2 separate regions of the Homo sapiens genome follow, and region 2 is linked to region 1. The links are chromatin loops, found by intact Hi-C in ENCODE. Cell type or tissue: gastrocnemius medialis. All regions are shown on one strand.

Region 1 (2,500 bases):
TGCCTGCCAAAATATGCTATTGAGCCCCTCTGATGAATTATTTTAGTTATTGTACTTTTATGTCCAGAATTTCAATTTGCTTGTTTTTTCCAGTTTCTTTCTCTTTATTGATATTTTCTGTTTGGTGAAGCGTTGTTCTCATACTTTAGTTTTGCACGTGGTTTCCTTTTTTCCTTTGAACATATTTAAAATAGCTTATTTAAAGTCTTCTAGTAAGTCCTGTCCTCAGGGACCATTACTGTTGATTGCATTTTTTCCTATGTATGAGCCATACTTTCTTGTTTCTTTAAATTTATTTGAAAACTGGGCAGTGGGAGGGGCTCATTTCAGTTACTGTGCTTTTCTATTTGGTTATTTTAATAATTTCTTTCTCTTCTTAATATTCTCCATTTGGTGTGACTTTTAGTTCTTTGGACATTATTTCCTTTAGTTCTTTGAATATATTTAATATAGCTGAATTAAATTATTCAGTAATTCTAAAACCTGGGCTTTCTCAAGGGCAGTTTCTATTAAATACTTTTTGTCCCTTTATACTTTTTTGTTTCTTTGTATGTCTCTCAATTTTTTGTTGAAAACTGGACAACTAACATATAAGGTGGCAACTCTGGAAATTAGATTTTCCCCTCCCTAAGGTTTGTTGTTGTTTTTGTTGCTGTTTGTTTAGTGGCTTTCTGAACAAGTTATTTTAAATCTATATTATTTGTGGTGCATGGCTACTGAAGTCTCCGTGTGGTGAGCTTCATAGTCATCTAATGATTGAACAGAGATTTCCTTAAAAACCTGGAACCAGTAATTCTCCCCATCTTTGTTGAGAGGCCTGTGTATTTGCGTACATATGTGTGTGTTGGGGCACATCAAAACACTCAGCCGGGCAGTTGACAGCTGTTCCTTAGCCTTCCCCTCCTGTTTACACAAAGCCTGGGGTCAGCCCCAGGTGTGAGAGCTTAGGGATGTCTCAGGTTTCTTCTGAGCACAGGCAGAGCCAGAGCCCGATGCGTACACAGGACCTTCTAGATTGGCAGGAAGGTGTCAACACTTTTTACAGCCCCTGTGGACATCTTATTCCCAACTTTTCCTTTTAAACTTTTGGGTCTGCTTATTGTTTGGCCCAACTGTCATCTACCACATTGTTCTGCAGCCAAATTTTTAAAAATTTCCCCTAAAGGTTTTTGACAACTGTTACCAGGGTCGAGGCTTTTCACAGTGGGAAAGCTCTGAGTCAGGTCAAATAAAAGTAGCCTTCCAGGTGGGGCCTCACTGGGACTCACCACACAGATCAGATAAAGACAGTTCTCTGGAAATCAGGCTTTCGAGGAGCTGCAGCATTGTTCTGCCACCCTTATTGCCTGTCAGGCTGCTGATTTTCACTGTGATTGGGCTGTTGGTTATAGTGCTGTCACAGAGCTGGAGAGAAGAGAATGAGAATAGAAAAGTTAAATGCCACATATTTCACTGTTCTTGTTGAGATTCAGCTTTTTAAAAATGTATTAACATTCCATGGATTGCTGCAAGCTTTTGGAGATTGCTGCAAGCTTTTGGTTAATTGCCAGAGTTCTTAGAAAGTTTATTCTGATGCTGCCAATTTTCTTGTTCTTGTTAGAATTTTCAAATGTCCCTAACTTTGCCATTTTCACTGACAGTACCTCTGTTGCTTTTTTTTCTTCTTCTGTGCTATTTTGTTTCTTCAAACTATTCTCAACTTTTGCTGTCAAAACCAGTTGATTGAATTAACATTGATAATGGCATGTAGGTCCTGAAATTAAATTTCATTATCTTAATATTATAAATATTAACCCATTTAAGAATCACTATTACAAAAACATTTTGAAGATAAACTATTGAGCAGGTAGAACTAATTACCAGAATTTATCATTAGCTATTTCATTTTTTAATACAGATTCTTATTGAGATCATTTTAGAATCATACACTGTTATAAGAAGTTATACAGAGAGATCCTGTGTAGCCTGTACCTGGTTCCTCCCAATGGCAATATCTTGACAAAGAATACTACAAAGTCACAACCAGGATGTTGATCTTTTGATAGGAATGGGTATTTCATTTTCACCATCCTGATATTGTGGCTTTCATTACCATTTCCCTGATGGTTAATGATGTTGAACATCTTTTCACTTGCTTATTGGATTGTTCTTTTCTGTTTGTTTTTGAGTTCTTTATATAGCCTAGATCTTTAGACTTTTGTTAAATATGTAGTTTGCAAATATTTTATACCTTTTCGTAGTTTGTCCTGTCCTACTCTTAACAGGGTCATGTGAAGGGCAAAGTTTTTAATTTTGAATGAGGTACAACAATTTATCATTTTTTTTTTCTGGATTGTGCTTTTGGTGTCAACTCTAGGAACACTGCCAAACCTTAGATCCTGAAGATCTTCTCTATCCTTTTTAAAAAGTTTTATAGTTTTACATTTTAAATTTAGAGCAGTGATGTATTTTGAGTTAATTTTTGTATAAGTTGTAAGGATTAGGTCAGGGTTCTTTAAGA
Region 2 (2,500 bases), 52 kb before region 1:
ATCCATCCGTGGACACTAGGCTTGCTCCTACCTCTTGGCTCTTGTGACTAATGCTGTGAAGTTGAGTATGCAAATATCTCTTCAAGACCCTGGTTTCAACTATTTTGCATATCTACCCAGAAGAGAGATTTCTGGATCATGTGATAGTTCTATATTTAATTCCTTAAGCAACCACCACATTTCCATAGTGGTTGCATAATCTCAGAATCCCGTGAATAATGCACAAGGATTCCAATTTCTCCATGCCCTTGCCAACAGTTGTTTTTGTTTTGTTTTGTTTTGATAGTGGTGTGAGGTGCTATCTCATTGTGGTATTGATTTGCATTTTTCTAATGATTAATGATATTGAGCGTCTTTTCATATCCTTCTTGGGCATTTGTATATCTCCTTTGGAGAAATGTCTATTCACGTCCTTTGCCCACGTTATATTCAGGTTTTGTTGTTGTTGTTGAGTTATAGGAGTTCCTTATATATTCTGGATATTACCCCTTATCAGATGATTTGCAACTATGTTCTCCCATTTGGCAGGTTGCCTTTTCACTCTGTTGATCATATTCTTTGAACAAAAGTTTTTGTTTGATATAGTTACTTTTGCTTTTGGTGTCATATCCAAGATATCATTGCCAAATCCAATGTCATGAACTTTTTCCCTATGCTTTCTCCTAGGCATTTTATAGTTTTGGGTCTTATGTTTCGGTCTTTAACCCATTTTGAGTTAACTTTTATTTATGGTGTAAGATAAAGGGTATAACTCTATTCTTTTGCATGTGGATATCCAGTTTCTCCAGTTCCATTTGTTGAAGAGGCTGTCCTTTCTTCACTGAGTAGTCTTTGTGTCCTTGTATGAAAATTAATTGGCTATATATGCAAGGGTTTATTTCTGGACACTTTATTCTGTTTAACTGCTCTGTGTGTCTGTCTTTATGCCAGTACCAGACTATTTTGAATACTATAGCTTTGTAATATGTTTTGAAATAAGGAAATGTGAGACCTCTAACTGTCTTCTTCCTTTTCAAGATTATTTTGGCTATTTGGGGTCCCTTGAGATTCTGTATGAATTTTAGGATGCACTTTTCTACTTGCCTTGGGATTTTGGGATTTTGATAGTGATTGTGTTGAACCTATAGATCACATTGGGTAGTATTGATATCTTAACAGTATTTTAACCCATAAACTTGGGATGTCTTTCCATTTATTTGTGTCTAATTTTTTCAGCAGTGTTTTGTAGTTTTCAGTGTACAAATCTTTCACTTCCTTGGTTAGGTTTATTCCTAAGTATTTTATTCTTTTTGATGTCATTGTAAATAAAACATGCATTTTTGAACTAATGATTTTAATCAGTGTATCATTAATAGTTGTAAATACATAGTTTTTAGTAAACACTCCATATTTGAAACAAGAAAAAATGCTGCGTACTTAAGGTATTTCGTTAATTACCTGCCTATAAAATGAAAGACATTTAAGCCCTCGTTAGTTCTAACAGTTTGTGACTTTTTTTTGTTTTTGTTTTTTTGTTTTTTTGAGACAGAGACTCACTCTGTTGCCAGGCTGGAGTACAGTGGTGCGATCTCAGCTTACTGCAGCCTCTGTCTCCCGGGTTCAAGCGATTCTCCTGCCTCAGCCTCCTGAGTAGCTGGGACTACAGGTGTGTGCCACCACGCTCAGCTAATTTTTGTATTTTTAGTAGATGAGGTTTCACGGCCAGGATGGTCTCGATCTCTTGACCTCATGATCCACCTGACTTGGCCTCCCAAAGTGCTGGGATTACAGGCATGAGCCACTGTGCCTGGCCAATTTGTGACTATTTTTTAAATCAGTTATAATGATTGCAAAGTGATATGGCAGTTTGGTTCTTGAAAGCTGATTTTTTCTGTATAGTTCTAGTATTACATTTGGATCAAAGGATGTGCTAGTTAAAAACTGTCTTGGCAGTGAAGTTTGAGAAATAGCATAGCCAACTTTATGGATTCAGGTTAATTAGTGGTTTGTATTCATGGTATGGCAAGGGCCCTACATGGATTTTCTTTTTAGAGCATGATTAAACTGGGAGCAGAAGATTTTCTAGGCAATTATTCATGGTACAAAGGTGCTCTGTGAAACCTAACTGTATTTATAAAGATCTTTGAGATAGTTTATGTTTGTCATTCCAAAAGTTATTAGGTAGAGCAGTGTACAAGAGAGGGTAGTGTGCTTTCAAACCTTTGGGCGAAATTGGACCACCTTTAGAAATGCTTCTATGGATTGGTGACATGGGCTCATCTGAAGTATTGCTTCTTGATTAGCAAATGGGAAATGAAGTAGTGGTCAGCACTACCAAGAGGTAATGTCTCTTTCAGAATGGGTGCAGCAGTGGTTATGTTTCAGATATAGGGGAGTTCTTAGGTATTTAGGGGTCCACCTCATTATTCTGGGTGGCTTCTGTTGAGTTATGGCTGGGCATGAAAATAGGTTACTGAGAATTGTTTTGAAGAGAGATGTAGGAAGGAAAAAACAGGCAAGG

What was found. A loop is a pair of places that touch in the nucleus more often than their neighbours do. Peaks named below come from ENCODE experiments on the same cell type or tissue, not always from the same donor. Only the 100,000 strongest peaks of a DNase experiment are listed, where the experiment ranks them.
Region 2: a loop joins it to region 1, with 2.3 times the contacts of the local background. A loop is called at or near these places in 8 of 110 quality-filtered maps.

Annotation. Positions count from the first base shown.
Region 1 is chr2:97,934,821-97,937,320 of GRCh38, reverse strand. All of the region lies in intron 1 of TMEM131 (transmembrane protein 131), which reads left to right. Among named protein-coding and RNA genes, the nearest start is that of TMEM131, 60 kb to the left of the region's middle. RefSeq lists an enhancer at 664-1,165. In gastrocnemius medialis, no CTCF peak of the experiment used is centred here; a DNase peak (open chromatin) is centred at 970; H3K27ac peaks cover 2,500 bases.
Region 2 is chr2:97,986,523-97,989,022 of GRCh38, reverse strand. All of the region lies in intron 1 of TMEM131 (transmembrane protein 131), which reads left to right. Among named protein-coding and RNA genes, the nearest start is that of TMEM131, 8.2 kb to the left of the region's middle. In gastrocnemius medialis, no CTCF peak of the experiment used is centred here; no DNase peak of the experiment used is centred here; H3K27ac peaks cover 756 bases.